Regions from separate parts of the Homo sapiens genome. Here region 1 is linked to region 2. Evidence: read pairs that join two places in POLR2A ChIA-PET (ENCODE). Cell type or tissue: MCF 10A. All regions are shown on one strand.

Region 1 (5,000 bases), 330 kb after region 2:
TCCCCCTTTTTTTCCTGCTAATCCTGAATAACTCTGGGCAGCCCAGAAAGCACATCTATACTCACCAAGGCTGCTGGGCCCCTTCTAATATGCCCGGCCCCACAGCCTCCCCTGGGATCCACAGGGAGATATGGGGACAGCACTGGCTGGACTCCTCCACAGCCCGAGGACTCTGGTGTGGCCAGAGCTGGAGGCAGTGAAGACCATCCATGCTGCCTGCTTTCCTATTGCCCAAGGAAGGCTGGGGCTCTATCCCTTATTACTGACCCCCCAAACTATCCTGGGGCATAGTGCTATGACCTTATTCCAAGGTCAGGGTCTCCTCAGCCATGTCCCAGGACCCCCCATCCCTGCAAGGTGTGCTCCAGGTGGGGGGCTGCAGAGAACCAGGTATGTTATCACACAGGCAGCCCCTTCCCCCTAAGACTGTCACCTCCTCCCGTGCAGCCAGGGCGGGCAAGAGCAGGCCAGTGGCATGGACAGTACGGTACAGACATATGTGCACACGTGGGCCAGTCTTAGGGGAGACAGGAGGCCCAGCTGGGAGGGTGGGTGCTCAGGCAAACCTCATCAGAATTGAGGTGCCTCCAAAAGAAAGGACAGGCTGCTGTGAGAGGGTCTCTCAAAGGGTGCTGGGAGAGGCTGTTGAGAAGGTAGGAGTAAGGTTGGAATGACTCCACGTCTGGAGCTTCTATGAGACTCACGAGCAGGAGTGTGGCCCTCTGAAGCCCCAGCTCTGGCCTCCTGGGAGGAACACAGCCTAGGGCACAGCCCGAGGCCAGTGCCTACCTGCAACCCCATCAGGGCGGTGGAGCCCCCAGAGCACATCCTTCTCCCTCCCAAGCTTTCCCTGAACATTTCCTTCCCTGGCCTCAGTCACTACCTCACCCCATCTGTTTCCAACCAGGGCCTCTTTATCAGGTCCCAGCCCCACACATCCCACTGTACCCTGGACACCACCAAACTCCTCACTGGACTATGGAAGATTACCCTCCTCCAACCCACTCGTGCCTCCGCGTCTCCCAGCCCTGCTGGGAATGTAGTCCTCTTTGTGTCCCCTACAGCTGGCTCCAGTTCGTGTGGCCATGACCTCTGTTCTGCCACAGCACAGCTCACCAAGACTGATACAGAAATATGGCCTGAGAGTCCCCATGCTGAATCTCAACTCTGACCAAGTCACTTCTCTTCACAGTAACCTCCAACACACCTCCCCAGCATGGCTCCAGGGTAAAGACCAGAGTCCCTGGCTTGGTACGCAAGGTCCCTTAGAACCAGACCACTCCCAGCAACTCAAGCTCTCGTGTCCAGCACACCTGTAGCCTCTAAGGGCCAGGCTGGGCTTAGAAATGAAGCCCCATCCTCCAGGAGCTCAAACTTGACAACAGACTTGGCACTTGTTCCCCTGCCTGGGTGTTGCACCTCCATGAGCACCCAGGGTTGGGCCTGTCAGGGTTCTGCGCTGCCCAGCATCTTCTCTCCAGCCGTTCACAAAGTAGAATGATCTGCGCAATGCCCCAGTCCCGGGCCGTAGAAGGTGCTTAACAAATGTCTCCGAATTGGCAACGTATGGCAACCAATGGTGAGGGAAAGGCAGTGGGGCAGGGTGATAGTGATACAAGGGTTCCTTGGGCTACTTCCAAGCTACGATGCTGGGGGGACTTCTGAACAGCCATCTTCTAAAAGACCTTGTCCCAGCACCCTGCTTGTGACTGCCAGGCAGCGACTTCCTCAAAGGAAAATTGGGCCCCTCGCTTTCAACTTCCCCCTGGGATCCCAGAGAACCTGACTGTGGAAGCACTGGGGGGTGCAGGAGGAGCAGCCTACCTGCGCACCCACCATGGGGACCAGAGCCAAAAGAGATAACAGAGGGACTAGGTAGCTAAGAGCTGTACCAGGTCCTGGCTGCCTCAGGAAAATGGGGAGGGGATTGTCAGGCCAGCAGCTCTGGACTTGCCTGGGACAAATGTAGTAGAGGGAGGGGGCTCGGGCCCCACTGAGCTCAGGGCTATTCTTGGAGCCTGAGTCAGCGGAGGCAAAGGATTCCTGCCCTGCTTGTCCAGGCAGCAGTTAGAAACCAAATGAGAACACTATGCCCCAGGCTATCCTCCTCCCAGAATGCAGAGTAAACACACACAAGAGGCATCCTTGGAGACACCCCTTGGCCCCTTCTGGTCCACCAGGGACCACCAGGGGGTGACTTGGCACAAGGTCCACAGTGAGGGGTTTCCCACCTGAGCCTGCAGGGATTCCAGGCTGGGACTCCTACAGGGGCAAAGGCTGGGTTTACACTTCCTATGGACTCCCACAGCCCAATCTTGGGACCAGCTGGCTGAGGAACTCCCCTAAGTGGCTGAGTGGAAACATCTGGGCTCAGCTCCCTGTAGGCATCAAAGACTTCCGGCCTCAGCTGCAACCCCCACGCTTGCCCCTGGCTGAGGACACATCAGCCTGTGGGAAGGCAGGAGGATCCAGGAGCCACAGAACTAGAGGGAAGTCCTTGCTCCCCATCTACTGCCCCATGGACTCCATGCCAATGCCAAAAGAGGGATGACACACTTCTCAGCAGAGGATTTTATTGGTGGTCACCTGTGGCACAGGTTAGAGGAGCCGAAGTGCTGTGTTTGTGGTGGGGGGGGGACCACAAACCCCGGCCCTGCCCTCTTGCTTACATAGGCTTCCCGCCTAGAAGCGCAGCCAGAACATGCCGCTACGGATCCGGTTGTAGTCTGGGAGCTGCTCAATGGGGCCTGTGGGGATAGGGTGGAGCGTCAGGGTGGGGTACCTGGCCTGCACAGGGACACCTGGCCCTGTGCCGCACCCAGCTCGGAGATGCTGCCCAGAGCAGCACAAGACAGGCTTTGAGTGGAAAGAGAGGAGAGAACATTCCCCCAGGGGTGCTGAGCCTGTCCCTTCATGTTCTGGCCCTTGAAGCCCCACCCCACATGGAGGTGCCCGTTACCTGACGGGTGCAGGGTATTGATGAAGGCACCTTGGCAGGCAGTCAAGGAACTGCTGGGACAGGTTTTCTGAGCAAGAACTCCCTGGCAGCCAGGGGACTGGGGAGAGCTGCTTGGGGCCTTAACTGGCTGCTCTGTAAGCTGAGCAGCAGTGCGGGAGCAGAGGTGGAAGGGGAGGCCAAGAGAACGGCCTGAGGAAATAAACAAAGAGCAGACCCCCTAGGCCACTTACCATATCCAGCCACTGCTGGGCACTGGTCATAGATGTACTTGGAGCAGATCTCACGTACCACACTGGCATCCACCTCCTGCAGGGTGAGGCAGAGGGCATACTGGCTAACGGGCACCTGGCCACCACCTCAGCCAGTCAGCATCATCCAACTAGCAGAGATCTCCCACAGGCAGCATGCAGCTGTCCCCAGCCCAAAAGAGGAAAGGCAGAAGGGATCCCTGCTATAGACCTCCATGGGCCCCGCCCATCTCCACAGCCATCAGCACCTATGCCCTGCCCTCCCACTATGCTACCCCTGCAGGTGACAGCTGCCTAGGACACCAGGGATGCCTATAGGAGCAGGCTGCGCTATGCCAGGCCCCAACCCTACACCTCCCAGGTGTCTGCCAGGCCAAGACTCCAGAACCTCTCCCAGGGGTCCATGTTACCGCAATCCGGCTTTCCCATTCAGCCAGGGGGATGCGGCGGCCATAGGTCAGGAGGCTGCGTCCGATGTCCTCACACACAGGAGTAGTGCCTTTAAGGGTGAGAGAAGGCTCAGAGGTCCACCCAGCCCAATCCTGGACCCACAGGTACACAAACAATCTCCAGCCTCAGGTTGACAAGGACCTCCCTGACCTCATGCTGACTCAGATCACAGCCCTCTCTTCTATGGTCACCTATTATGGCAGTGATGGGCTGTGGACCTGTCTCACACCTGCCTGCATCTCCAAGGGTGGGGTGATGGGGCATGGCGTGGTCTTCAAAGTTTTCCTTTCTAACCTTGGTTAGTTAGGAGCAGTGGCCACCTTGGTGCTGTCGCTGGCAAGATGTACTCTACCCCTCCCCGCTGAGCTGTAGGACTCACCATCTAGATGAGATACCAGGGCATTTCTGAGGATGTTTTTGCCCCGGGCCACCTCACTCTCCGTGGCACTGGTACACAGGCGCATCCTAAAGTGGGGGGGTGGGTGGTATTCATTCTGAGCCAGTGTGTCATCTCTCAGCCTCCCACTGTGCTGGTTAAAGCCGCCATCCCACCTAGGAATACCAGGCTGCCACTTACCACTGCCCTTGCAGGACGAACATCATGTCATCGATTTTCATTCGGTCACAGACAAAGTGTGCACCCAGCAAGCCCGTCTCTGCATAGCAGATGCTGAAGGTCTGGAAACTCTGGCATAGCTTGTTGGCCACAGCACCTGAAGCCAGTGGGCTGGACAGGTGCTGCCAGGGGGATAGGTGGTCAGCACCCACCCTCTTGTCTTCAACGCACACTGTGACCCCCACGCACAGGAGCACACAGCCCCAGCACCCTCTCTTCCCTGAAGGCGAGGTCCCATGCTCGCGCTGGCACTCACCACGCCACCACCATAAGTGCAGTCATAGTGGCCGATGATGGCATTGGCCACTTGCAAGGCCACATTGTCCGGGCTGGCCCAGCCAGGACCCTCTACTGCAATGGCCACGTGGGCAAAAGGTAGAGCATCATCACGGTGGCGGATCTGAAACAGTACATGACAAGGCTGAGGAACAGCCAGACTGCCAGGGGAACAGAAAAGGTGGCAGGTGTGGGTAGAGGGTGTATGTGTGTGAACATGTGTGCCTGTGATGCAGCAGCCACAGAACCCCTTCCCAACTGCTGAGGTATCTCTGGAGTCACCAGGATAACCATGCACATGGGGGTCCTCCCACAGGCCCCCAGCTGAGCACTACTCCTGCCCAAAAGGCAGCATACCTCACTGCCAGTGAAGCGGCATGGAGTAAGAGTGGGCACAGCGTCCTCTGCATATGTCCATGGGATGCCACCGAGGTGCTTCTGGGCGAGGTCT
Region 2 (5,000 bases):
CATGGTGAACGCCGTCACAAAAAAGTTCCTGTTGTTTCCCATGATTAGATTCAGATTATACACTGCACTCCATTTTTACTTATTACATATTTTACTTTAATCCAAAAAAACCCACAGCCGAATCTATTCTATATATTATCGCAACAGAGAATCTTCCAAGTAGGCATCCAGACATCCTCAGTGTTGTAAATATCTACAATTATACTAAAATTATCCTCTACCATAATCACATAATGCCATAAGCATTTGTTTCCACTGAGAGAACAGTCTTTATGACCTATACGGGAATGCTCTTTGTGACTTTTCCTTTGAGAAGAAAGGATGGATTGAGATAGGAGTCACTTAGTCTCGATGTCCCCCAATGTAGAATGCAGTACAGAATAGTATTGAAGAATGTGCATAGGAAGCCTTCATTTGAGTTTCCCCACTCATAAGTAGATATTTACTAGAGGAAGATTACATGCCAAGTTCTACCAGAAGTGAGGATTCATCAGTGGAGAAGACAGGCACAACTGACTTAAAGAAGGCTGGCTCTTGGTCCTCCAATCCAAGACCTGCTCTTCCCTGTTTTCCACAAGTCGGCAAATACAGTAATGTTACCATTTAGCTGCACTTTCCTAAGAAATATCAAAATTAAATTGCAACTGTTTCTAACCAGCTGAAGATAACAAACAACCATGAACTTTTTGTAATCCAGGAGGCCAGACCCTTTATCAGCCTAACTGAAGACCCTTGCCTAACTAATAAATAGAAGAATTTTTTTTTTTTTTTGAGACGGAGTCTCACTCTGTCGCCAGGCTGGAGTACAGTGGCATGATCTTGGCTCACTGCAACCTCTGCCTCCCGGGTTCAAGTGATTCTCCTGTCTCAGCCTCCCGAGTAGCTGGGACTACAGGCGCCCGTCACTCCACCCAGCTAATTTTTGTATTTTTAGTAGAGACAGGGTTTCACCATGTTGGGCAGTATGGTCTCAATCTCTTGACCTCGTGATCTGCCCGCCTCCGCCTCCCAAAGTGCTGGGATTACAGGCGTGAGCCACTGTGCCCAGCCCTTTGTATTATTCATATTCTTGCAACTTTTCTGTATATTTGAAATGATTTCCAAATCAAAAGTTTGAAGAGGTTGAATGAAAATATAGGTCCTGCACAGCACATCTTGGGGAGAAAGACTTTAATCATTGAGAATGATTAATGGGCCAGGTCTTATCATAAAACAAGAGCCCAGTCAGCCCTTCCTATGACTCTTCTGACTGGAAACTTTCTTTCTTCAGCAGAATCAAAGCCAGAAGTCCATACCTGCCCTTCTTGCCCTCTGGCCTTTGGCAGTCAGCAGTTCCTCAGCCAAGATGAGCTACACAATCATCCTATTCCAGGTTTCCATGCAGGAAATCAACTCCACCCAGGAAATCCCTGCCCAGAGGATCAGCCACAGTCACAACATCCTTCTGATAAAAATCACAGGGGGGCTGAAGCAGAAGATCAACGAGTGGAAGGAGGCGTCAGACCCTTGTTTTGGAGTACAAATGAAAGGGGGGCTTTAGTGGGTTTCTCTAGCCTGTTCCAGAGACCACCAATAAGCTCTTGGGGAGGCAACAGAATATTAGAGATACAGCTCAGTCCAGCCCAGAATGCAAGCTCTGAGGAAGTAGACAGAATTTCCAAGAGGGCAGAAACCCCAGGGTTTGGAGCAGTCACGTTTGGGGAGTGTGCACTAGCTTTTAACCAGAAGTCAAACCTGTTCAGACAGAAGGCAGTCACAGCAGAAAAATCTTCAGACAAAAGGCAGTCACAGGTGTGCAGGGAGTGTGGGCGAGGCTTTAGCAGGAAGTCACAGCTCATCATACACCAGAGGACACACACAGGAGAAAAGCCTTATGTCTGCGGAGAGTGTGGGCGAGGCTTTATAGTTGAGTCAGTCCTCCGCAACCACCTGAGTACACACTCCGGGGAGAAACCTTATGTGTGCAGCCATTGTGGGCGAGGCTTTAGCTGCAAGCCATACCTCATCAGACATCAGAGGACACACACAAGGGAGAAATCGTTTATGTGCACAGTGTGTGGGCGAGGCTTTCGTGAAAAGTCAGAGCTCATTAAGCACCAGAGAATTCACACGGGGGATAAGCCTTATGTGTGCAGAGATTGAGGCCGAGGCTTTGTAAGGAGATCATGTCTCAACACACACCAGAGGATACATTCAGATGAGAAGCCTTTTGTTTGCAGAGAGTGTGGGCGAGGCTTTCGTGCTAAATCAACTCTCCTCCTACACCAGTGGACACATTCAGAGGTGAAACCTCACGTGTGTGAGGAGTGTGGGCATGGATTTAGCCAGAAGTCGTCGCTCAAATCACATCGGAGAACACACTCAGGGGAGAAGCCTTATGTGTGTGGGGAATGTGGGCGGGGATTTAGCCGGAGGATAGTCCTCAATGGACACTGGAGGACACACACGGGAGAGAAGCCTTACACGTGCTTTGAGTGTGGGCGAAACTTTAGCCTCAAGTCCGCTCTTAGTGTACATCAGAGGATACACTCTGGGGAGAAGCCTTATGCATGCACGGAGTGTGGGCAAGGCTTTATCACGAAATCACAGCTCATCAGACACCAGAGGACACACACAGGAGAAAAGCCTTATGTCTGCGGAGAGTGTGGGCGAGGCTTTATAGCTCAGTCAACCCTCCACTACCACCGGAGTACACACTCCAAGGAAAAACCTTATGTGTGCAGCCAGTGTGGGCGAGGCTTTTGTGATAAATCAACTCTCCTCGCACACGAGCAGACACATTCAGGGGAGAAGCCTTATGTGTGTGGGGAATGTGGGCGGGGATTTGGCCGGAAGATACTCCTCAACAGACACTGGAGGACACACACAGGAGAGAAACCTTACGCATGCATCGAGTGTGGGCGAAACTTTAGCCACAAGTCCACTCTCAGCTTACATCAGAGGATACACTCGGGGGAGAAGCCTTATGCATGCGTGGAGTGTGGGCAAAGCTTTAGGAGAAAGTCACAGCTCATCATACACCAGAAGATACACTCGGGGAAAAGCTTTAGAGGTGCAAGGAGTGAGGATGTGATTTTAGCAACAAGTCAGCCATCAGCCACACCAGCGGAAATGCTTAGGGAGAAGCCTTGTTTGTAAGGTAATGTGGACAGAGCTGTACGTGGACATCATTACTTGTCACGTGTCAGAGGACACACTCGGGAGAAACCTTCATGGAGTGAGAGTAAGGTGTTGGCTGGAAGTGGCCCCTTAAGAGATACTTGGAGTCAAATCTATCCACTGTACGCCCACCCCACTCTTGTTCTAAGAGCTTTGGGGACAGTCTTTTGACCCCTTACATTCCTTTAGATGTGAAGATGACAGAGATCTAACTTCTGAGAGCAGAGGTGTCAAGTGACGGTCCCCTTGGAGGAATGGTCTTTGCATCTGACTACTTCCTTCTGCAACTGTGTTCTTCCATTAGCTTCCATGACACTCTCCTGCTTTATTTTTTTCTACATCTCTAGCCTTTGCTGTTTCCTCTCCTACCCCACCTTTAGATTTTACTCAGAGTTCAGTCTCCAGCCCTACAATCTGAGGGACACCTTTACCAGGTCCCCTTCCTAACCCTCCAGTCCCAAATCCAAGATTCTTTAACCACACTCTAAAAGTTCTTCAGACTCAGGACTTAAACATAGCCACGCCACCTTGGCCTTCAATGACAGGGATCTAGCAATGCTGCATCATCAGCCTTCCAATACCAGGTTTAAGGGTATTTTAAACACAGCTCCTCTTAAATCCTCCAATCTCAGTACCCAGTGTTTTAGCCATGCTCGGGTGGCTAAATTACATCCAGGAATGGTGCCAGGGCCTTTAGCCATTTGTCTCTCCTCACACTCCAGGGCCCATATGGCCCAGGTTCTGACAGTTTGCCTTACTCCCTTGGGCTGGGGCTAGCCCTACCTGATACCCTGTGTCAATGAGTGTACCTTGGAGAGCTATCCACTCAGGCCCCAGTGCCTCTATTTGCTAAGGGACTCTGCCACAGAAAAGAAGGGGAGAGATGTTCATGTAACCTCAAAATACTTAGGCTTGGTTTTGATGCTAGAGAGGAAAAAGGACTTGGAGAGAGAGAAGGAATGGCTGGTCCAGAGGCTTTTGTCCACTCCCTCTCACTGGAAGTGGTTGATCTCCAGGGAATCCCCAAGGTTAGCCTGCTTAGGGGAAGGGCTAGGGGTACCTGGAATGTAGGATCTCCCCCATGCCTGGCCTACCACCCTAATGTGTCTGGAATTGGTGGGTTCTTGGTCTTGCTGACTTCAAGAATGAAGCCGTGGACCCTCACGGTGAGTGTTACAATTCTTAAACATGGTGTGTCTGGAGTTTGTTCCTTCTGATGTTCGGACGTGTCCAGAGTTTCTAACTTCTGGTGGGTTTGTGGTCTCGCTTAGGAGTGAAGCTGCAGACCTTAGCAGTGTTACGGCTCTTAAAGGCAGCGCATCTGGAGTTGTTAGTTCCTTCCGGTGGGTTCGTGGTCTTGCTGGTTTCAGGAGTGAAGCTGCGGACCTTTGCGGTTAGTGTTACAGCTCTTAAAGGCGGCGCGGACCCAAAGAGTGACCAGCAGGAAGATTTATTGTGAAGAGTGAAAAAACAAAGCTTCCACAGCATGGAAGGGGACCTGAGTGGCTTGCCGCTGCTGGCTCGGGTAGCCTGCTTTTATCCCCTTATCCGGCCCCACCCACATCCTGCTGATTGGTCCATTTTACAGAGAGCATATTGGTCCGTTTTGACAGGGTGCTGATTGGTGCATTTACAATCCCTGAGCTAGACACAGAGTGCTGATTGGTGCATTTACAAGCCTCTAGCTAGACAAAAATTTTCCAAGTCCCCACTAGATTAGCTAGACACGCGTTTACAAACCTTTAGCTAGACACAGTGCTGATTGGTGCGTTTACAATCCTTTAGCTAGACACAAGTTCTCCAAGTCCCCGCTAGATTAGCTAGACACAGAGCACTGATTG

The links. Peaks named below come from ENCODE experiments on the same cell type or tissue, not always from the same donor. Only the 100,000 strongest peaks of a DNase experiment are listed, where the experiment ranks them.
Region 1: POLR2A ChIA-PET joins it to region 2 with 7 read pairs; 1 of 35 experiments calls an interaction of 5 or more read pairs at or near these places.

What each region holds. Positions count from the first base shown.
Region 1 is chr3:48,596,446-48,601,445 of GRCh38, forward strand. UQCRC1 (ubiquinol-cytochrome c reductase core protein 1) reads right to left here. Exons shown (of 13, transcript NM_003365.3): 7 at 4,907-5,000; 8 at 4,530-4,673; 9 at 4,235-4,395; 10 at 4,037-4,122; 11 at 3,618-3,706; 12 at 3,190-3,265; 13 at 2,557-2,747. The coding sequence ends at 2,683. Among named protein-coding and RNA genes, the nearest start is that of COL7A1, 3.6 kb to the left of the region's middle. RefSeq lists an enhancer at 4,587-5,000. In MCF 10A, no CTCF peak of the experiment used is centred here; DNase peaks (open chromatin) are centred at 2,056, 2,436 and 2,806.
Region 2 is chr3:48,266,645-48,271,644 of GRCh38, forward strand. ZNF589 (zinc finger protein 589) reads left to right here. Exons shown (of 4, transcript NM_016089.3): 4 at 1,271-4,346. The coding sequence ends at 2,142. Among named protein-coding and RNA genes, the nearest start is that of ZNF589, 28 kb to the left of the region's middle. In MCF 10A, no CTCF peak of the experiment used is centred here; a DNase peak (open chromatin) is centred at 1,907.